Regions from separate parts of the Mus musculus genome. Here all the other regions are linked to region 1. A link is a loop called in an ENCODE intact Hi-C map of the cell type or tissue named here. Cell type or tissue: heart. All regions are shown on one strand. Each heading gives the region's core, and the rest is flanking DNA. Links, peaks and the distances in the headings are about the cores only.

Region 1 (7,955 bases), core at 1,915-6,914:
TCTCTAGCCCAGTTACCTGGCTCAACTCCCTGTTCTGGAAGGTGCTGTCTCTCTGGACAGTAGGTTGAATTGCAGCACTTTGAACATTTCGAGCTTCCTGACAGTTTTTCTTCTAGATCTTGGTAAGAATAACTCTCAAGAGTCTGGGGCCGGGGAGCGTGGAGGGTGAAGCAAGCCGACTTGGTAAGCGCTCTCTTCACATGCCCTGGAGATACCCGCCTGTTCTGTGGACTTGGTGCCTCATTAGCTTAACTCACCATTTCCTCTTTGATGCCAGACTGTATAATCATGGGGGAGCAGAGGGAAGACCTGAATTTCTTTCATTTTATTTTCTAAGTGATTTTCTAAGTTGGCGCCTTGGATAAAAGCAGAGAGGCCACCCAGGCCTCTTCAGGCCTCCAGGTGTGGCTCTGCAGTGGGCTCCTCTGGGAACCCCTCTCTTTCCCGCTCAATCAGATCATAACAGCCCTCCAGACCCAGGTTCAGAACCTGAGTGAGGAAGAGGACTGACCTCCTCGTACGCAGGGAAAGTGAGTAGCTCCTTCAGGTGGACCTTTAAGCAAATGGCATGATCAGATTGCCTGAATTCAGGGCCCACGGAACAGGGACTTTCCCAGTGATGGACGAGCTAGCAACACCTCAAAATTGGCATGAAATCTTATGTTTTCAATTTTAATTATTTTTTATCTTCTATGTGTATGTGCATACATATTTTTATGGGTTCACATGAATCTGTGTGTACACACGCATGTGGAAGCCAGAGGGCAACTGTGGGTATGGTTCCTGAGGCGCTGTCTCCCTAATTTTTTTTTTCTTTTTGGGATAGGGTTGGTCTTGGATTTGCCAATTAGGCTATACTGGGTATCCAGCAAGACCCAAGGATCCATGACCCCAGCACTGGTATCACAAGCTTGCCACTGCCCCTGGCTGTTCATTTTTTTTCAAATGTTGGTTCTAAGGATGGAGTCAAGTTTTTGTGCTTATGTGGCAAGCACTTCACTGACTGAGCCATCACCCCAGACCTCAGATTTTATAGTTTTGAACTATGATGATTAACATTACTGAATGATGAGCCCTATTATAGAGCATTGCTCGGCAGTGTTAGTATGTTTGCAATACTGTAATGACCATCATTTCTGTTTATCTCCAGAACCTCCTCATTCTCCCAACTGGAGCTCTGTAGCCAGTAACAATCATCCCTTGTTTTAGTTAGGGTTTTACTGCTGTGAGCAGACACCATGACCAAGACAAGTCATATAACGGATAACATTTAACTGGGGCTGGCTCACAGGTTCAAAGGTACAGTCCATTATCATCAAGGTGAGAGCATGGCAGCATCTAGGCAGACATGGTGCAGGCAGAGCTGAGAGTTCTACATCTTCATCTGAAGGTTGCTAGTGGAAGACTAACTTCTAGGCAGCTAGGATGAGGGTCTTAAGTCCACACCCACAGTAATACACCTACCCCAACAAGGCCATACCTTCTAATAGTGCCATTCCCTGGGCCAAGCACATACAAACCATCACATGCCTTACGCTCCCCTCACCCATCTCTAATAACTATTAGTGTGTTGCTTTTAAAGCACAGGTTCTGTGTCTCAGAAAGGTGAACCAAGTTGTCCAAGGCTTAACAGCTGGGACTTGGTCCAGATCTCCTGTGGGGTTGGGGTGGGGCAGGCCTCTGAAGTCAGTGATTTTTCCAGTCTGGGATGCCTCTGCTATACGTACAGGTGGCTGACTTCCCACTTCTCCCACTGCTGCTCTGCTTACTACATTTTAGAATAATGCCTGCCATGCCAGGGACACTCAGCAATCACAAAACAAATGACACATGAATCCACAAGAGAGATTTTTGCCATCCTGCCCCAGTGTTGGGGATGGAGCCCTGATCACATCCTCTGTCTTTGGAAAACATTTATTGGATGCCTACTGGGTGTCTGCCATGCTGGATAATCCTCACTGCCCCCCAGGTTGGTGACTTCGCCTTCTAGGAGGAGGGGCCTGCAGGCTAGCTCTGCCTGACAGTCCTGAGGAGGAGGGCTTATACTGCCAGTCAATTTTGTATTTATTTCAATTAAACACTGACATAAAAGTGGCTGACATTAACTTTCAGGGACAGAAACTGGCTTTAATGGTCCCTATAAAAGTTATTACTGATGACAGTTACACACAGCAGCCCTGTGTCCTCAGAGAAAGCTCCCACTGCTGTCAATACTGTTGACCATTACTACTGACTAATGCAAGGCCACCCGGGAAAGGGGAGTGCACGTTTCTGTGGCTGAAGGTCACAGGGGTTTATGGTTCAGCCCTTTACATTCATCAGGCGGTTCCCCCTTAAGAACTAGGATTCACATTGCTGCTGTTCTCAAAGGAGAGATCCCAAAGTCCCTGTGACTCAGATGGAAGCAAACAAGAGAGGTCCACGTTCCCATCAAAGCTTTGCCAACACGCTGAGAGTTGCTGTCGTGCTAGTTGACTTTTGTTTGTGGAGTGTTTGTTTTCCCGTCTGGAGGATGGGAATGCCATTGCGGTGTTATGGGAATTAGAGGCTATCTCATGTGTGTACTGGGGCCCTTGGCAAGCACTGATTTCCCTTGTTCCTGAGCAGTGGCCTCACTGTGATGGGATGACTAGCTAACACATTCAGTATATCCAATCCCTCCTCTGATGAGATCCAAGCACTCCTCAGAGAAAATGGACAGAACCAGGTCTAGAGGGCTGGATGGTTGAGTGGCAGAGGATGGGATGGTGGGAGGTCAGATGGGAAGGCAAGAGAGAAGGAAGAAGATCCTGGAGAGAACAGACTCTCTGGATAGGGCCTACCCTCTATTCAGCCAGGCACACAGGACTGTGCCCTTCATTTCTCTGATCCTCAATTTCCTCGGCCAAGCAACAATTCTATGAACCCAATCAATGAATAATAGCAAGCCATTCTGATGATCGCCATCCTTATTCAGGCTGGAGTGTAAGACAGCCATTAATGGAAACTTCCCAATGGAGTCAGGGCTCGAGAGAGTATGGAAACCTGTAGGGTGTCTGCTTTGGGAGTCCAAGCCTGAAAGAGATGCAGAAATTAGAGGTCCTTTGTTGAACTCTCCTTCCACTCCTTTGCCTGACTGGTTCCTCTGAGTATAGCTGCCTTAGAGCTCTAAGTGGAGTGTTAAAGTCTGAGTGGAGATGGAAAGAGGGGGTGGGGCATGCCAGGGAACCAGCAACCAACCTCCTGGCCCCACTATCTGCATTCTCATGGCATATGTCATTATCCCCCCAACAGAGGCTTAATTCAGCTGTAATTCAGCTCTCAGGGATATACAGTAACGTGGGCGATACGTGTCTTGCTCTGTCATGACTTTATAGAAAGTGATCCTTTTAGCACCATAGCAAGAAGCCCTCAAAAGAACAGGCAATCCTAGTATTTTGCTACACAGAAAATTCAACACAGTAACTAAAGCTAACAGAGTTAAGATTTTAGATTGGTAAAAGGGCCAGAGTTCTAACTCCATCCTGCATGTGAGCCAGGCAGATTTCTTGGCTTTTGTGGCCAGTGTTCCCTGTTTCTGTGCAATGGTTGTAATAAAATCGACTTCAAAGAGTTGAAGAGGCAGTAAATGAGCTCCTGTGGCTGGAGTGCTCAGCCGTGCTTGGGCATTGATAATCAGGAACCGTGATTAACTCTCTCCATCCCTCGTACTCTCCCTTGTACCTCAGTCCTCAGCACAGCAATATTAGATGGCCAGAATCCCAGGTCTACAAGGCTTGAAGCTACAGAAGGCAGCTATCAGAACACTGCCCCCTCCCTGATGAGCTGAGAATAAAGGGTTCTGTGGTTAAAGACTACAAAGCGTGCTACAAATACTGGTGATTTATCCATCAGCATGCCTGTTAATGTTTTAAAGGCTCTGAGAAGTCCTGCACAAGAAAAACTGGTTGATGCGTGTTTCGTGTTTCCTCACTGCAATGTCGCAAAAACCGCTTTCCCTTTCCTAATTAAAAAAAAAAAAAAGACTTTTCCCTTTTCTAATCCACGAGCTCAGAAAATGAGGGGTGAGGCCTTCCTTTAAACGCCAAGTGGGGAGAGTGAGGGCCAGAAACCAACATAGCCAATGCCATACCCAAGGCCAGTGGTGGAGTAGATACTTCTGTTCCTCCAACCAGACCTCATTTTCTCTGAGCGACCCTAGTGTTTAAACTTGTGCTGTGCTTCTGTGTACAGTGGGTTAGGGAGAGTCAGGGCTGTTAGCTCAGCCTGGGCCTTGGTGGCAGATGAAAGTGTACAAGTTATTAACTGTGGAAGGGAAGATCCACAGGGGCTGAGGGCACAGGACCCTCCCTGGAATTAGGGAGTGGGTGACTCTGTCAAGTTAGTTCTTAGGCCTGGCCGCTCCTTAACTCCTACAAAGAACTCGGAGGGTCCAGAGAGTAGAACTGACACCTGGAATCCTGCCGCAGCTGGCTCTTTAAGGGGATGAAATCCTCTACCAGGTTCTGACTACCCTGGTCAGCTGTCTGGTCTCTAATCTGGGCTTTGATCTTCGCAGCTCAGCTGGAGCTGTCTTGTTAAAGGGGGCTAAACTCTCATCCTGACCCAGATGCTGGCTGGAAATCCAGGTTCTTGCATTTAGAGCTGGCAGCCAGTAGGGGGCACTGGCACCTGGCTGGCTTTCCTCATTCTGAGTTAAAAACAATCTCCAGTGTTGCCCTGCCAGTTACAGTAATGAACACACATTCTCGGCCGAGCTTCTCAGAAGCAGATCTCCCCAGGTGGGACTGTTTTAGGCTCTGCCAGTCTCTCCAAGGCCCCAGCATTGGTCCACAGTGGACCCCTCCACAGGGCTGACCTGGCAGGGCAAACCAGGTGGTGTTTATGCAGCACGTTTCTATGCCACACATTTCCTGACCCCAAGACTTTCGGTTCCTGGACACCTCACACGTACAGTCATGTAAGCTTCTTCCTCCTAACTGGAACTTTGGAGCCCTTGACCTCTATCTCCCCTACACCCCAAATGCCAAGTTGCTCCCATTTGAAAATCTTGGTCCATAATCCTCCTGAGCAACCGAAGGCATGGAATAGGACAGGAGATTGCATAGGACTGCTGAGCAACTGGACACTAGAGAGACTCAGAGCAGATCGGGTCCCTCTGGACTCCACAGGAAACAGCTCTATAGGGGGGCGGCTAGCAACATCTGCAGCCCTCTGTTCCCTTACCTTGTAAGTAATAACCCAGCCCTTTAGCCCTGCCCCAGTCTGGACTAAAAGTGCAGTGACCCCTCTCTGACATGTCACTGATGGGTGGGTATTTCATGTGACACTGCAAAAGGCTCTGACTTTTGCCCACTGAGAGCAAAGCAATTTTTCATCAGCTTCACCAGGGCTCTAGTGATGGAGCAGGAAATCAATATTATAATTAAAACCATGCCCTGGTAACCCCGTGTAACCAACGGGCCAGGTGAGCCACTCACCGGTTTCTGTGTTCTCATGCTCCGTGTCCGTGAGTGTGAGGTTGGAGTTGGCCCGGCTGGACAGGCAGGAACTGCGCCCTGACCGTGTGCTCCGGCCCCACAGGCGCACTGGGTGTTCAGGGGATAGCACAGTGTCTGCTTCCAGGTCTGCATCAGAGCTGGCCCCCATGGAATAGCCACAGTGTGGGAGGCCGATGTCTGTCCTGTAGAGAGTCCCATGAGGGGGCGTCATCTCTCCCAGTCCCAGTTCACGAAGAGTGAAATTAGTGCCTGAGAGGAAACAAGATAATCATAGGGAAGGTGTGTGTGTGTGTGTGGGGGGGCAAGTTTTCCAAACCAGAAGCCCCTTTCCCCTGTTGGCTCCAGCCACTTCCTCTGCCTTCACCCCTCCTTCTCTAGCCAAGTGCCATGCATGAAAGCTGATTCAAACTGCCTTCTTCTATGAGAGCTCCCCATTGTCTACCCATACTTATAGGCATAGGTCTTCTGTCTTCTGCACCCAGTTCTCCCTGAGAGATTGCCTTGCCCTGGTGCCACTAGATGATAGAGTAGCCTGCCACTTCTGCTGAAGGTGGCTTCTACACAGGCTGGTGCTATGTCTTGTTTTTCTCTAAATTTCTGTGTCACCAGCCAAATACAGTATCTTCAGGGCACGCAGTATAACATGTCTGTTAAATTGCATTGAAGGTTTCTGGTCTCTTCTCGCAAATGGGACTTGTTGACAAGTCCAGATCAGGACAGAACTTCTTGGATGAGTCCTACTTAGGTTCCTGGAACCAGGAGTTCCTTTCTGGCCAGGCCAGTGGAGCCTGGAATGGGAGAGAGTTCAGAAGCTAGCACAGCCACGAGCTGAGGCTAAAGTCATGAAACCTTTCCATGCGGGTGGATAAATAACGTGTTCAGTATCAGAGGTCCCTGGTGCCTCCGATCCTCTGTCCTGGCTACTGTTGCCACTCTTCTTCCACCCCTCTCCATTATCTTCCCTGGATCCAGCTGCTAGACAAATAGTTTCCCATCAGCAGGCCCTGTGCCTCAGGGACCTCTGGGCTCCGCTCAGTGGCCAGGCAAAGGTTCTGATTGGCTGGGAGGTGGGCCAGACCAGATGTTCCATATGTTGAACCTCACCCCCTTGTGCCATACTGTATTTGGCTCTCCTTTTTTTTTTTTCTTCTTAGAATAAACGAAGCGTACATTGGAATCCCAGTCCCCCATCTCCTTTGCAGGTCTCTGCACATTCCAAGTCCTGGCTCCTGTGCACAGTCCTCTAGCCCTGCTCTGCTCCCCGTCCATCCCATAGCTGTGCTCTACTGGGCTAAGCCTCTCCAGAGAGGCTACTCCTGTTGTAAAGAATGACTGCTATGCTAAGTGAAAACTCAAATTTATTTGCCATAAACGGTCTGGGCCACACTGATTTCCATATGGCTTGCCCCCCATCCCCTTTGAAGCAGTCAGAATTGGCACTGTGAGCCGAGGTACCCGGAGACAGAAGGAACGCAAGGTAAACCCCAGCTCCTAGAGTTCAGCGATCCCTGGTGAGGCAACTGGTGAGGTGGGAGATTTTTTTCAGCATGTGTTCTGTTTTATGACCTTTGACCTCCTTCCTGAGGAGCCTAAAGCATGGGCTGCCATTGCACCTCCTTCAGCATCTAACTCTTAAGATCCCAGATGGCAGTTTGCAAACTGTTGTGCACGTGCTTGAGGGTGAGCATTTGTTCTTCACAAGGACCGGAGGGACTCCTTTTCTTAGCCTGGTGTGCTAGGCTTGCCTCTGAGTCACAGGCTCACTTAGCTCTCTGTCAAGCATCAGCTGGGCTGAGTTAGAGGAGAGCTTGGGAGGGGTCTTTTCGATTCCCTTCACTGGGACTCAGAGGTGACCACGAGCAGTAGGTAGCATTTAGAGAGCATCAGTTACATGCCAGGCTCTGGTGGCTAGGATCTTGCTTACAGTCTTCTCTAATCCCGGAGAGCACCCTACCATTAGGTGACATTATCCCTCAGCACAGGTGAGGATGCCTAGGGCTGTAACAGCTGCAGAGCCGGAATTCAAATCCAGATCTGTCTGATGCCAGAGCCTGAGCTTGTAACCACAAGCTGGGAAGGGCTGTCATTTTTCAAGCCTGAGAGGCAGCCTCCATGGTGGGTCAGCTTTCATGTGGGTCCAGGCCTGTGGCAGGGAGTGGAAATGAGGCCATAGGTGGTTCTGTGTGTGTGTATGCATGTGAGCGCTCTCGAGTGTGCGAGTATGTGAGCATATGTGTGTGAGCATGTGTGTGTGTGTGTGAGTGTATGTGCCTGCATGCTCCTCTTACTTGTTTGATCTTGGGTACATGATTCAATCTTGCATTGTTGTGAGGATTTAACAGCATTGCTAAAACATTATCTGAATTGCACAGCCTCTGGGGTGGCTGATGCTGTCTGTGGAGGGGAGAAGATCACGGCAGAATCTCAGTGGGCTGCTGCCATTGGGAGGGACTATGGTCACCTACCAGGCCTCAC
Region 2 (7,955 bases), core at 1,782-6,781, 400 kb after region 1:
AGATATGATATAAGGTATAAGGTATAAGGTATATCTCAAGATATAAGGTATATGTCCTTAGTGACATCTGTCCTTGGAAAATAAGGGTCTTATAACATGCAATCTTACTTTGGGTAAGACTGGGGTCTGGGTTTTGGAACTTGATTAAAGATTTTATGCAAATAAGTTTCCTGATTGGCTCTGAGTTCTCTGATGAAAATATCTCTTGAACTGACTAGTCATTCACAGACAAGTATGATTCTGACCCTTTCAAAGGAGATGGTTCTTTGAGAATTCAGCTCTGCAAAGACATAGAAGTAAGACACCGGGAAAGTAAGGCTTGTCTCTTTCATCAATGCACCATGTAATCCTCTTTATCTTCAAGACCCCACTCAAACGCTATGCATCCTAGGATGCCTTTCTTGATCTCCATTCTTAGAGAGTTCACCCCTTCTCTTTCAGAATAGCACTCTATGCTCTGTCACTGTCTTCCGTTTGTCTAGTTATTTGTGGGTTTATTTTTTTCTTCTTGTTTGAGAACCCCCAAAGCCTATGGTTTTATTTCCTTACCTATGCATTATGGAGATCAGAGAAGGGAAGGGTGTCTCCTAATATAACCTTGGAATCAGGTCTGGAGGGATAGACCCAGTGGGCATCTCTCCAGAATGCTTGTTTTGCAAGCGTGAGGGCCTGGAATTCAGATATCAGCGCCTAAAAAGCAAGGCATGGTCACGCATGTGTCCTCATGGGAGCAGAGAGAAGAGGATTACTGGGGCTTCCCTGGCTAACAGCCTCCTTCAACTCCAGTGAGAGATCCTACCTCAAAGATATAAAGCAAAGAGTGGTAGAACAGGATACCCAATGTCGTTTTCACTGGCTTTGGAACATGCACACAGATGCACACAATTTTAACACACACACACACACACACACACACACACACACACACACACACCTATCTCTGGAAAGTCTGCAAGTGAGACAAAAGTCTTCTTCTATGTCCTGTTTTTGCTCAGGCTTCCTTAGAAAAGTTTATATCTCTGCAAAGGAGCCCCAGGCCCCCTCAACACTGTCTGTTTACAAACAATGGCCTCTGCATGGCGCACCATCTGACAATCTTCTCTGGTCAGAAAACAGAAGGCAGGTTCCCAGCTGCCACTCTTTGTCACATGGGGAGGTTGAGCAAGTGACTGCTTCCCTCCCCAGTCTCCGTTATAAAACAGACACACCCTGGACTCTGAAAAGTCCAGCTACAAAACAAGTCTTTGCACAGAGTAATCTCAACAAATAATAGCATTTTTTTTTTTTTTTTTTTTTTTTGGTCAGTGAAGAAAAGAACAAAGTATGTTCAGCACAGTGTCCCACATACGGTGTGGCTGCAAGGGCCACAAGAGGAAGTCCTTTTTATCATTTCAAGTTGCCTGTAGCAATATGGAATCAGGATTCTTTGAGCAACTGGGGTGAAATTCTCCCTTTGCTTACTGTTAGTTGATGAAACGGGGATCCATTACTTCATCCTTCAAAGACCAGACTCCTCATTCCTAGGTGGACAATGGTACCTGATAGAAGTGTAGTGGTTTAAGGAGAATGCCATTCTCAAAGCTGTTCATCTTCCTGGCATGTTCTATTGGAAACTACCTCTACCTCACCCCCAGCTCTATCAAGATCTGGGTGTTGGTTCTTCTTTTCCTTGAATTTGGCTGTGTTTGTAGGATGCCAATGGTTAGATGAGGGAGTCTATGCCACAGAAAGAGCCTCTAGTGCCTTACTCCAGCCAATAGTTCATATGTGCTGCACAGATATGTGAGTGAAGAAGTTCCTAGCTGTTTTCATACTTTGGTTTTTTTTAGGTATGAAGACCTAAACTTTGAGAAGCAGAGACCAGCCATTTCGCTGCTCTTTCCAATTTCCTGACTTGCAAATTGTTTTAAGCTAGAAAAATCACAACAATATATTATGTAGCAGGATTTTAATAAAACCACAAATACAATAAATAGCAAACAGAAGAAACAGCAGGATCTGTGATTAGAGAAGTTCCTATAATACTCACTACCACAGGCCCGGAAGGCCAAGCAGTTGCCAGAGACTCCACCCCTGAGGGTTATGCCCCGCCTACCACTCTCTCAGCCAATGGGGATTCTCTCAGCCTTCCGTCTCCTCTGGTAGCTGTTAGAGGGGCAGAGGGTGTGGAAGCGTGCTTAAAAGGCTCCTGACTCACAGCTGCGTTTGTGGGTCAGCTTTCTGCCCGCTGGGGACAGGGGAGTGGGTGGTGGAGGTGGGGGTAGGGGCTGGAGATGCCTTGATAGGAGTGGCTGCACCGCCGGTGTGAGGGCAGCTCCTTAATCTCTTTTCTCTGCTGCCTTTACATACTGGCCCGACAGAGGTCAGCATGCTGGACACATTCTTTGTTGCGGTTAAGCCAAGCCCTTAAGGCTTAGAATTGCTTTAAGCCTGATTAACTCCCAAGGAGACAGAAACATTTACATTTAGGGACAAGAGAATAAGATATTTAATCGCCTCTTTAAAACACATGCTTTCCTTGTTACTCAAAGCCAGGCAACTTCCCACCCCCCTTTCTTTTTCTCCAAGGCTGTGCCGATTTCTTTTGTTCTCAAACTAATCTCTCCCCCTCTTTTTTCCTTTTCACTCCTCTTTAATGGTCATCCTTCCTGCCCTTTCTTTACATTTTCTTTTAAAGATTTATTTATGTGTATGAGTTCCTATGTGCCTGGTGCCCACAAAGGTCAGAAGAGGGAGTCAGATCTCCTGAAAGAGGAGTTAAGGATACGTGTGAACCACCATGAGGATGCCAGGAAATGAACCCAGGTTCTCTGCGAGAGCAACAAGCAATCTTAACCTCTGAGCCATCCCTCTAGCTCCCCCTTCTTGCCCTTTCTTAACCAGATTTCTTATTCTCCTCGATCCCTCTTTTGTGTCTCTGTTGTTCCTCTCTGGATGTCTTGCAGCTTTGGGGTCTTCCACTTTCCTGTTCCTTTGCTCCTGAACGTTGAATTGCACACTTGTCTTTGAAGGAGTTATCAGTGTGGTTCCCCAAATATTTACTAACAGAGGAGCTTGAATTCTGGAACCCCTGCTACCGACTTGGCTTATTTCTGACCAGTGGTGGTAGAGGTATCCAGCGATGCGTTTCAAATCCAATGAGCCAAATCACACAGTGGGAGGCTTAGGAGAAGTCACTCTGAGTTTGAGCTTCCTTCACCGATGGTTCCCACTCTGTCTTTTGGTGATAACCTCAGAGCAATGAGCAAGGCTGCCCAAGCCTTTCTCTGAAGGCTTGGCAAAGAGCCTCGAGCTTGGGGTAAAGATCTCACCTCCCACCAGCTGTTAACCAGTCACTTTATCCCTGAGCCCTCTGAGTCCTTTCTTCACCCATAAAATGGCTAGCAGCCATCATCTTGTCTTTCTCATGGGGCTATTATGATGCACATACAAGCTAATGAATGGGAAAGCATTTTTGCAAACTATAACGTGCTGTACAAATTTAAACCCTTTTTATTATTGTTGTTATCATGATCATAATTTTTATGTTGTGCTAATGCTCATCTTACAACTCATCAGTATTAAGAAGCAGCTCTGAGTGGAATGCAATCTTGCTTCCCCCTCATGAGTGAATTTAGGGTGTCCATGGGGATAGATTGCTATTTCAAGGGGCTTCATCAAGTCCCCTGCTTCCTCCCCGCTCTGCTCAGGATAGCTTGCAGATGAGCTGGGAAAGCTGAGTTCATCCTCCAGGCCTGGTTGCACAGCTTTCCAAGGTGTATCACCACCTTTACCCACTCTTGCCTCTATGGCCTCAGTGGTACAGACTAGACTTTCAAGGGTTACCCTCGCTCACCTAGAACACAGATGACCTGTTCTCAGCAGGTCTCTGTCCTGCTCCAGCTTCTGCTATCCTTAGCCTCAGTCTCTTGGGCTCCCCCCTGTGGCGGGTCATGGCCAAGCCTTCCTTATGGCCCTAGAGGAAGAGGTCCTCCATCAAAGAAAGTAAATGCTACCCTGAGCATAGACTTCTCCATCCTTCCCAGCTGCTAAGACAGTTACTTTCCTGATGTCCAGTGCAGGTAGGAAGAGCAAGGACAACCGTTAATGCTGTGCTGTTAAAACCAGTAACAACCTGTGTTCTACCTTGAATTAGCAAGCTCTCCAATCTACAAGTCTACAAGTCTGGATCAAACAAGAATACTTTCCAGGAAAGGGAGCTTACATGGCACTGGTGTGTGTGTGTGTGTGTGTGTGTGTGTGTGTGTGTGTGTGTGTGTATTGGGGAGGTTTGAGGGGTAGGGGCAGAACTGTGGAAAAGAACTCTTTATTCCATCCTACTCCAAGACTTTACTGTCAGCACTGTGCTAACCTGCCCAAATTTACCCTGGCCACATCCTGATATCCCAGCTTCTCATCATGTGGCTTATTCATTCCTGCCTCTCCTTCTCAGAGCCTCTGAATAGTTTCAGGGTTTCTCAAATCCACTTTTCTCTACTTCCCATGAGGATTCCAAGAGGATTTGTTAATGCATTTTACAGATAAGAAAACAGACACCTTGCTTGAGGTCTGGGGCTCTTGGAGTGATAGAACCAGCCGGAGGTCAATCAAAGTGGAAGCTCATGCAGCCATCAGGGTGGCCTCCTTCATGCTTTTACCCAGTGACTCTTGGCCTCTGTCCTCATGGACCCCACGATGGAATGGGACAGAAAATCCCATAAACAGATCCTGGCCACACACCAAGGCCATCATGGTATAGAAACACATTTAGAGATCAAAAACAACAAAAGAACTAGATATTATTTTGCCTGAAGAGCAGACAGCGGTGTTAGTGGTGCTTTTGTGTGTATGGGTGTGTGTGAGTGTGTGTGTGAGTGTGTGTGTGTGTGTGAGTGTGTGTGTGAGTGTGTGTGTGAGTGTGTGTGTGTGTGAGTGTGTGTGTGAGTGTGTGTGTGTGTGTGTAGAGGGGACTGCTGTGAAGCAACACAATCAACAGTCTTTTCAGAAGTCAGAAACTCTAAAGGGAAAATAAAAATGGTTTGTGCTATTTCTACAGCCCTGTCTATGCAGAAGCTGCTAATCCTTACTGACCAATGAATCCAAATATGGCTTCAGAAGCATTTGGAGGGTGGGGATGGGGAGGGTGGAGACTGGCAGGCTTGAAGAAACTGTTGCAGGGAGTCCCAGACAAAAACTCTTGTTTTCTTGAAGACAAAAGAGGCCCAGAGAAGGGACTACCATACACATGTCTTTAAGGCTCAATCCCACCGGGATCTACGGTGCTAAACCATCCTCTGGTCTCTCATTCATTGAAGAACGGGGACTCCATGAATTCTTCTAGTGTGACATTTCTGCAACACCAAAAGTAAATTCTACCTTTGTCACCCCTCGGGTCATACAATGAGGTGGTCATGATTTTTGTCACTTTAGAGAAGAAGAATCTGGGGCCAAAAACGTCCCTTCCTTGGCAAGGTCCCACAGCCAGGGAGCTGAGTGGACTGGGCATGGGGATCCAGTGTCTTACCTTAGAGCCTATTGTTTCTTTCCTCTTCTCCTAAATCATTATAAAATGTTTGAGCATTGAAAAAGGTTGAAGATGCATGCGGATGTGCTGTCTCCACTCTCCAGTAAGGACATGGCGCAGAGCCTGCTCTATTTTTGCAGCACGTCACCATGCCCTTCCTAACACATAAATAAAAAGGATTTAATAAAGCAGTTGAGCAATGCTCAACATTTCTCAATGAAGCAGGCTCTTAGTGGAGTTTTAAAAAGAATTTTCTTTATAAATTGAAATCGTGTCTTCAGATATTTCAGCTATTGCAGCAAGGAGAGTCTGTAGCTCATGGACTGGCTTGTCTGAAGAGTAATTTAATGCCACCGACATAGATCTCGATTTCTCTTTTTACCTTTAATCAATTTTAACAAGCCAGATGGTCATTGCAAATGGCTCCTCTTAGCATCTTCCTTTTCTGCCTCCACTGTGCTGGGGGGATTTATTGGAATGTGGTTCCTGGAACAATCTCATCATTTCCCATTCTGGGTTTTCCCTGCAGCCGCCATTTAGGGCACTCCCTAACATCCACAACTGCTCCTTCTCTGGCTCCTCAAGTGGAGGAAGCTCTGGGTCTGTGCCCTACTCTGTCCCTCAGCCCATGGCAGCCCAGAAGCACACACATGCTTTGCATTAGTTATTTATGTTGTAATTTCTCATTAGACAGCTTTGCTCATCTATAATCTATGCATCAGGAATGAGCATAGCCGTGGAAGGCCCAGGTTCCCGGCATTTTTCTTCTTTATGATCTTTAATACTTACAGTATTGGAGCTAAGTTTTTTTCTTTCTGTATTCAACTTTATAGATATGATCACAGAGAACTAGAGAAAGGGTGCGACTTATACTATAGTTACACTGTTAGCTTTGAGGTTTGGGGTATATTCTGAGCCCCAATCCTCTTTACTAGGATACTGTGTATTCTTACACTATTTCAGAAGTGGGAATTGGTTGCAGTTTTACTAAAACTCTCAGCCACCAATCCCTTTATTCTCTGCATTTATTGATCACTTATTATGTACTAGGATTTATGTTCCATTCCCGAGAGACAGCAGTGAACGAGATAAAGAAGATCCTTGTCTCCTAAGGCTTAGCTTGGACATGGAAGATAGAAAAGAAAGAAGGCTGTGGTAGTGTAAATAATGGCTCCCACCAAAGATCTCCTCATCTTTATCCCTGGAACCTCTGAAAGCTACCTGACGCTTTACAGATGTGATTAAGTTGTGGCTTTGAAATGGAGAATTAACCTGGATTATTCAGGTGAGTCCGATGCAATCGAAAGAGTCTTTAGAAAACGGAGGCAGCAGGTTCTCAGTCACAAGGAAGGTAGGGCCTTGGAGACAGAGGTCAAATAGCTGTGACTGACAGTTCCAAAAAGGGAGAGGCCACAAGTCAGAGGAAAGCACCCTCTTGCTAGACTGTGGGAGGGCAGAGGAAGTGGACTTCCCCTAGAGTCTCTGCAAGGAATGCAGCCCTGCCCACCCACATCAGACTTCTCACTTGGGAAACCATCCAGAGTAAATCTCCTTTGCCTGAAGGCAGTTGGCAATTTGGGACATCTGCAACTGGAGCTGAATGGGTAGAGCAATTACAGATTATGGTCCAAGTTATGAAGAAGGGCAAGATTACACTGAGATAACAACCCGAGAAGGCTACTCTAAGAGAAAGGATAAGAGACCCGTGTCCAAGAAAGACATTCCGGGGAGAAGGAAAGGCAGGTCTGAAGGTTCAGAGCATGAGGAACAGACAGCCATGGTGGTCAGACTGCAGCAAGAGTGAAGGGTACTGTTGAATGAGGTTGGACATTACACTGGACTCAATCACAGCGTCTTTTAGACCACAGAGAGAGGTATGGTATTTGACTAAAAAGAGATAGAAAAGCCGCTGGAGAATTTTAGGGGGTGGGTGGGTAAATTGTTATTGCATAAGTCCAATGTCCTAATGTGAAGAAGACCCTTCCTGGGGACAAATAGAAAGCTTAGTGACAGTCAAGACAAATATGTCTTCCACATGGGTGCACTTGTGACCCATCACATTCCTAGAACAAGCCCAGCCTTCAGTGGGAAGCAGTAGCTTCTCTTCTTGCTAATCTAGCACTCCAGTTCTTTAGGGGCCGGGCCCCAGAGTACACAGTAAGTAGACAGAGCTGTAACTTTCAGTAGGATTTATGGCAGTGAGAGCTGACCCTGGCAAGGAGGCACTCAGCATTACTGCATTACGGAACTTGGAAAGCTCTGCCCAGGGGTGGAACATTCCATTTGAGGCACTCTGTGAATCTCTGGCTCTCGTTTAAATACAGTGTTGGACTGTAAGCTATGTGAAGCAAGGGGCCATCTGTACTTTGTCTCTGTAGCTCCAGGTTAGCATGTACTCAGTAGGCCCATGCTGAAAGCTGGGTTATGTGGAGAGAGAGGGACGCCAATAAAT
Region 3 (7,955 bases), core at 1,782-6,781, 690 kb after region 1:
GGAAAATTGTTGCCAAAAATATAGGGTCCAACAAATAACTCAAATACTCAAATGCCTTTATGCCCAAGCTGAGATTTGAATGCTAAATCTAGGTCAAAAATTTATTTTTTTGCCCAAAGATTTCTCAGTCACGGAAAGGCAGAAGTAGTATTGAAAATGCGTGTATTGGAGTGTTTTGAAAAGGCATTACAAACTAAATTTACTCTTTGAAAACGTGTGCACTGTGTCTGTGCCAGGTGTTCTGCTGGGCAGAGCAGTGGGGAGGAGCAACAGAAAACAGTTCCTTTCCTTAACCAGCTTGTATTTCAGTAGTGGAGAAGACAGAGCTACAGTGCACAGTGCACTGTTGGCTGCATAACATGAGGATGAGGAGTATTTAGAGCAAGAGATACTGTCAGAAAGCATGGTGCTCCAGTTTGGATTTAACTTTCTCAAAAGGCTTGTGTTTTGAAGGCTTGCTTCCAGCTGATGGTGCTCCTCGACACTGTAAAAGCATTGGGAGCTGCAGACTATTCAGAGGGGGTGAGGCCATTGGAGTGCGCTTTTCCAGGGTATGTTGAGACCCAGTCAAGTCTTCCCCCGCTCAACTTCTCGACTGCCATGTGATGAGCTGCCTCCTCTGTCATATATCCAAACCCCCACAAAGCACTGTGCTGTCACAGGACCAAAGAAATGGGCCAAGTGACTATGAATGGAGGTCTCAGAAACCACGAGTGAAAAGAAATAGGTTTCTTCTTTGCATTGATAATCTCTGGTCACTTATTATAGTGCTAGAAAGCTGAATAACCTAGTAGAGTCACTGAAGGTGAATTCTGTAAGCAAGCAAAGAGGTTTTTCTCTTACAGGAGGTATTTCTCCACAGAATGCCTAATATGTGAACTGGATAAGAAAGTTTATCTTTTCTCATAGAAGTCACAGGCAATCCCAGAGAGATGGAGGAACATACGTAGAGTATGTTTAGGGAAACATGAATATGACGAGGGGTGGGGATGGCAGGCTACAGAGAGGGGAGGAAGTGTTAGTTTCTGCAAATGCAACCATTCTTCCTCTGGAAGGGGGCAGAAGGGAATGGTTTTAGGGAGGAAAGTGATATGTCCCGATTCTGCGATTAATAAATACATGTGTTCATCATATGTCATTAGACAAGAAGGGAGAGAGGATGGTATCTGGAGGTACAATTAAGGATGGTTATATTACATGTGAGTCTGAAAGAACTTAGGCAAGCTGATTCAGGGAAACAACATTCTCACACAGTGGTAGAAATGTAAACCGGCCATTTCCTGAAAGATAACTTGATAACAAGTAACCACTCTACTTCTAGAATTTATCTCATAGGTATACGAAATGTTTTTTCCTCAAAAACTGTGATCAAGCTAAATAAATTTGTCCGCAAGGGAACTGTCTAAATAAAGGAGCAAATATTTGTACTAGCTGAGAGGCTGGAATAAAACAAACAAATAAGCAGGAAGAACAAACCCCAATGCAGATACAGATTCAGATAAAAGGGTCACAGTGCATTGCTAAGGGAAACAGTGAGCTGTAGAACAGATGACATATTCAAATAAGATGACAGGTAGGCAGTGGGGTGGGCAGGCACGCAAGTAACTGGGAAAGCAGCATTCAAATAAGCAAATAAGCACACAATTCAAAAGCTACGCCTTAAGAAAGTGAGAAAATGCCCTGTATTGGAGAAAACCCTCCACAAATGTCCTCTGGTTCTGGATCAGTGACCTAAGAAATCTGTGAAATTTTAACTTAAAACTTGAACAGGTTTATAAAGCTCAGAGAGCAAAACAATGGGGTTCAGGCTCATAAGCTTAGGGGCGTCATTGTCACGAGCCATTTTAATTTCAATTGAGAAGTTACATTTTTTTTTCTTTTAAATCCCTGAAGTAAGTGAAAACCAGAAATAGACTCATCTTCCAAGAAAATGAATTCTAGCTCCGACATTTCATAATCCCACATTGATTGATCTCAAGTAAGAATGCATCTTAGTAAAGTTTCCAGCAGCCAATGTACACATTTTCTGGAGGAAAAAAAACATGTTATCTTGGGTGTAAATTAAATCCACACTGTTTTATATACGAGGACTAGCATTTAAAAAAATCATAATCAGGCATAAGAGGAGACAAGAGACATGACTGAAAACCAGTAGAATCAATACACAGAAGCAACAGGCCTACTGGGGATCCAGATAATGGAGTCACAAGACAGAAGCATTTAAATGAGCTGTGCTGCGGAATTCAAAGGAGTAAAAAGACAATACTGAGAATTTTGGCAGAAAATTAAAAATACTATAAAATAGCCAAATGGCAATTCTTCAGCTTTAAAGTAGAGAGAGCGAGGTAAAGAAGGAAACGATGCATTTACTAACCAATTAGAACAGCAGAGGGTCACTGAACTGTGCTATCAGAGAGAAATGTGTATGCATAAAAGGACTTTGAGGTAGGGATTCATACAGAGAGAAGTGTGGTGGCTCTTGGTGATTTCTTAGACCTCACTGTCATTTGGGGGGAGGCTGGATGACGTTGACCACACTTTCCATGTTTTGTCCTGGGCACGGTGCTAGACTGTTTCCCTGCAGTGCCAATGGCCATGGGATTCAGGTCGAATCAATCGATTATAGGAGGAAGTGATAACTTTCACTTCTAGGAATCACCTGCCTATGCAAATATTTCATACGCCATTCTTTCTTCTCTCATCTGGGTTGATGGCTTTCTGGTGACACAGGAAGCTTCATGTTAAAACAGTTAAGAGTTAACCTTAGTGCTCAAGGGCTGTATGAAGCAAAGCATTCAAGCCTCTCCCTTTGAGTGGACTCTGTTTGAAGGAGAAATAGATCTATAGGGAGTGAGGATACTAAAGTTTCAGTTTTCACAGCAACTAGCTTTGCCTTTAATGTCTCAGCCCTTCTAGGGCTGTCCTTTGCGGATACTGCCCACCAGCAGAAGGTGCTCCTATAGCAGTGGCTAAACTTGACTATAGAGATGTCTAGGAAGCCACCAGGGGCGCTATTTCTAAAGATGATTAAATTCAGGCTTTGTGCAGATCAATGCTGATGAATTTGCCATTTGCGAGGTGGTAAAGGGGCAGGTGCATGGTGGGAGGAAGTCAGTCACTTAAGAAGGGTGTGTTTTATTCTAGCCTCTTCCTGTCAATCTCTGTTTCAAGGCCATGACTATCTTTGGTCCACTTGGCCCTCTCTTCCACAGTCCTCTACTGCACTACAGGTCCCAGGTATGGAGCCAAAACAAACAAACAAAACAAAACAACAACAACAATAACAAACAAACAAAAAACCCAGAAAAAAACAAAAAAACAAAAAACAAACGAACCATGGACCGAAGCCCTTAAAACCACAAGCCAAGATATATCTTTCCTTTTGTAGGTTGTTTCTCTCAGGTGTTTGTCAAAACAGTAAGAAGTCTGGCAAATGCATACAGTTAAAAAGGACTATCCAACTTTCTTAATTTTTTAAAATCTTAGACTGGAATGCCTTCTTCCTGCTCTTACCTCTATATGAATGTACTCATTTCATCTATTTATTTATCTGGGCACACTCCCAGAGCTAGCAGGGTAGGTGATGAAAGTATCCTTTATAAAGAATCCCTGTTTTGGAACATGCTTTTGAAAGAGGGACTAAAAAGTCCTCTCACATACTCTAGACAAATGACCTTGGTTATATGTCTCCTGTCTTAAGACTTGACCAAACCATCTGTGAGATGATTATATTCAATGAATCTTTACTGTCTCTTTCACTTCAAGAAGGTGAGATTTGATTTTCACCAATTAACTCAGAAAATAGAATATAACACAAGATGTAAAAATGTACAAAATAAATGCTCTATTAAATATGACATAAATCTATGTCTATATCCACATGAGAAATGAGAAGACTGAAGAAGAGATTTATATCTACATGATAAAGAGAGCCAGTATTTCATTCACTTACAATATTTAAAATTCTCTTCAGGGTCAGGTTCTTCTTCCCTCCTTTAACCCCAGCCTTGTTGCCAGCCTTTGCAACTTGAATTCCTCTACTACAGCTCCACCAAGTGGATATTTAGGAGTGGCTTGAATTCCTCTCGTAACAGGCAAGTCATTACATCTCAAGAAAGCAACACTTACAGAAGCTTTGAAATTTTATGAGGTCCCATTTGTTGATTCTCGATCTTACAGCACAAGCCATTGCTGTTCTGTTCAGGAATTTTTCCCCTGGGCCCATATCTTCGAGGATTTTCCCCACTTTCTCCTCTAAAAATTTCAGTGTTTCTGGTTTTATGTGGAGGTCTTTGATCCACTTAGACTTGAGCTTTGTACAGGGAGATAAGAATGGATCAATTAACATTCTTCTACATGATAACTGCCAGTTGTGCCAGCACCATTTGTTGAAAATGCAGTCTTTTTTTCCACTGGATAGTTTTAGCTCCCTTGTCAAAGATCAAGTGACCATAGGTGTGTGGGTTCATTTCTGGAACTTCAATTCTATTCCATTAGTCTACCTGTCTGTTGCTGTACCAGTACCATGCAGTTTTTATCACAATTGCTCTGTAGTACAGCTTGAGGTCAGGCATGGTGATTCCACCAGAGGTTCTTTTATCCTTGAGAAGAGTTTTTGCTATCCTAGGTTTTTTGTTATTCCAGATGAATTTGAAAATTGCCCTTTCTAACTCTGAAGAATTGAGTTAGAATTTTGATGGGGATTGCATTGAATCTGTAAATTGCTTTCAGCAGGATAGTCATTTTTACTATCTTAATCCTGCCAATCCATGAGCATGGGAGATCTTTCCATCTTCTGAGATCTTCTTCAATTTCTTTCTTCAGAGACTTAAAGTTCTTGTCATACAGATCTTTCACTTCCTTAGTTAGAGTTACACCAAGGTATTTTATATTTTTGTGACTATTGTGAAATGTGGCACATTTACACAATGGAGTACTACTCAACTATTAAAAACAACGAATTTATGAAGTTTTTGGGCAAATGGATGTATCTGGAGGATATCATCCTGAGTGAGGTAACCCAATCACAAAAGAAGTCACTTGATATGCACTCACTGATAAGTGGATATTAGCCCAGAAACTTAGAATACCCAAGATACAATTTGCAAAACACAAGGAAATCAAGAAGAAGGAAGACCAACGTGTGGATACTTCATTCCTCCTTAGAACAGGGAACAAAATACCCATGGAAGGAGTTACAGAGACACAGTTTGGAGCTAAAACAAAAGGATGGCCCATCCAGACACTACCTCACCTGGGGATCCATCGCATAATCAGCCACCAAATGCAGACACTATTGTATAAGCCAGCAAGATTTTGCTGAAAGGACCCTGATATAGCTATCTCATGTGAAACTATGCCAGTGCCTGGCAAATACAGAAGTGGATGCTCACAGTCATCTATTGGATGGAACACAGGGCCCCCAATGGAGAAGCTAGAGAAAGTACCCAAGGAGCTGAAGGGGTCTGCAACCCTATAGGTGGAACAACAATATGAACTAACCAGTACCTCCAGAGCTCGTGTCTCTAGCTGCATATGTAGCAGAAAATGGCCTAGTTGGCCATCATTGGGAAGAGAGACCCCTTGGTCTTGCAAACTTTATATGCTCCAGTATAGGGGAATGCCAGGGCCAAGAAGTGGGAGTGGGTGGGTAGGGGAGCAGGGCAGGGAAGGGTATAGGGGACTTTTGGGGATAGCATTTGAAATGTAAATGAAGAAAATATCTAATAAAAATTTGGAAAAAAAAAAGAGAAAGCAACACTTTCCCTTTGGCAGCAGTGTTCTTAAATATGGAAAGCTAAATTTCAAAATGGCATCAAATAAGTTGACTGCAGAGTTCTTGTGAGCATACACATAATAACCTAGTAGACCCTGAATATAGTAGGCAGTATATATTTATATGTAGTATAAAATCTGTGCATAAGGAGTATATGTATGGATATCTATATCTACATCTACATCTACACCTATATCTATATCATCTATATCTATCTATATAATGCCATTGGTTATATATACATATATATTCACACCATGTAAATAGCTTGCTAACAATTTCAGTCATGACCTCCAAGATATGAACACTTCAGCTTACTTTTTTTCAGTGGCTATAAGATCATTTCCTGTGTTCTGAAGAGACATGGAGTATGCCTCTGTCTAACAAATCTTGCGAGAAGACAAACAGTTGCCTGCTGCACCACTACCTTCAGGATTGACTGCCTCCTTCTTAGAGTAAAATCTTTTCTCCAGATAGATCAATTCAGGTAGGAAGAGAAAGTCCGCATGGAATCTGGCTTTCTGGACCACATGCTTTCCCACCCCCACCCCTCCAGTGAAATGAGTTAAATCCATTTTCATTGTCATTCTTAGACCACTCTCCATTTAAAGCATCAGTGGAGGTGTTTGGAGGTCAAGGGCTGAGCTCTTACTATATGAAATGGCTGAATAACGAGATGTTTACAGATCACCCTGGAGATGACAGACTGTTCTCTGGCTTATAGGGTCGCGTTAACAAACACCTCTGTGTTAGATAGAGCAGGAATTCTTATCTCAAATATAGTTAACAAGATTAAGAGTCAGAAGGAATTCGTCCTCTGTCCTAAATTCACACTGATGCTGTTTAGTTCCAACCTCATTGGAGCCTTGCCTACGCAGTATCCATTTAACCCCTTTCTCTACAAAGCTCAAGCCTTGTTAGAATTACATTGTGTCCAGGATGTGATCTCCTATTGTATTTTTCAGATCTGGCTGTGTATGTAGTCTTTGATTCTGTTAATCAGAGGTAAGCTGGAGTTTCCTATGAGGATCTTCATTTCATGAATAAATAGATCAAGAAACACCATGCCTGATGTAATAGCAACTCTCCTGAAACATTAAACACTACAGGCAGAGCAATCATAACTAAGGTAAATCAGCTCCAATTTTAAGCTAGATGGTTTTAAGACCTTTTGACAGATCATTGATTCAATCTCACATACGCTGGTATAAAAGACAAGAAAGCTGATTATAGAAAGGTGAAGTAGCTGAGTTTCATAATTAACAAGTAGCAAAGGTGACATGGAAAGTCGGGCAGCTTGGCTCTAGAAGCTCTCGGTCCAGGATGGCTGAGCAGAAGCAGGAGTTTTAGATCTCTCATGGAACTCCAGGTCATCCATGCTCATCCCATGCACTTCCCCTTGATCATCAGACACAGCTGTCATACTCCTCTAACCCACTGTGGTAGGTGTTCTCTTGCAGTTGATGTCAGTGCTGGATTCCCTATTGTGAGCTGTGATACCTGGGAAAGCCCCGTGTGCTGGGTTTCCAGTGAGCCTGGTTCAGCTTCACACACTGTCAGGTAACTTACTGTATAACATGGAGAAACTCATTTCTATGTCCTGGCTCAAGTTTCCTGATCGTTGACAGGAAAGAACTCAATGGGATTGTGTCCCAGGCCTTTTAAAGTCTTATCTGGGATCCTTCACCAGCAGAAGTGGCACTTAAATCACCTAGATGGAGGTAGCTGATGGAAGAGCTGGCTCTGAAATGAACCAACACTGGCTGTGTCTTCTACTGCTCTTCTGGTCATTGGTTTATTAAAGCTTCTGTAGAAACCAACACATGTTAAACTGAACACCATCACTGGTCGACTTATTTTCCATTATTAATTTCATTTCTCTTTCTCTAAAATCACCCATCAGACACATTTATGCCTAGTTCCTTCTGTTAAAAGCCCTTGCGATGCCCTGTTCCCAGCACTAACAGGAATTAGCAAGAGAAATTTAACTAACAGATGATTTTGTCAGGGCAATGACTTTGCTCTCACCTGCTCCTTCATCACAGATGCCAGAGTTGCTGTAATCACATTGTGAGTTCTGGTCAGAGAAGTTGTCTGCATTTTAAAATGTCAACAAAGCAACAGAAAATCCCAAACATATATGCAAATATGTTTGGTTGCTAACAAGGCAGGAAGGATA

The links. Hi-C counts contacts between places; a loop is a spot of excess contacts. Peaks named below come from ENCODE experiments on the same cell type or tissue, not always from the same donor. Only the 100,000 strongest peaks of a DNase experiment are listed, where the experiment ranks them.
Region 2: a loop joins it to region 1, with 2.7 times the contacts of the local background. A loop is called at or near these places in 5 of 42 quality-filtered maps.
Region 3: it touches region 1 in a loop (4-fold over the local background); 2 of 42 quality-filtered maps call a loop at or near these places.

What each region holds. Positions count from the first base shown.
Region 1 is chr7:96,551,252-96,559,206 of GRCm38, reverse strand. It overlaps Tenm4 (teneurin transmembrane protein 4), which reads right to left. Exons shown (of 33, transcript NM_001310762.1): 6 at 5,460-5,729. Among named protein-coding and RNA genes, the nearest start is that of Gm15412, 210 kb to the right of the region's middle. In heart, for the core only: a CTCF peak has its summit at 4,638 (motif pointing right); no DNase peak of the experiment used is centred there; H3K27ac peaks cover 966 bases; H3K27me3 peaks cover 2,850 bases.
Region 2 is chr7:96,147,429-96,155,383 of GRCm38, reverse strand. No RefSeq gene overlaps it. Among named protein-coding and RNA genes, the nearest start is that of Tenm4, 20 kb to the left of the region's middle. In heart, for the core only: CTCF peaks have their summits at 2,361 and 3,923 (motif pointing left); a DNase peak (open chromatin) is centred at 2,253; H3K4me3 peaks cover 906 bases; H3K27ac peaks cover 863 bases.
Region 3 is chr7:95,860,527-95,868,481 of GRCm38, reverse strand. No RefSeq gene overlaps it. Among named protein-coding and RNA genes, the nearest start is that of Gm39049, 89 kb to the right of the region's middle. In heart, for the core only: CTCF peaks have their summits at 2,994 (motif pointing right) and 4,057; no DNase peak of the experiment used is centred there.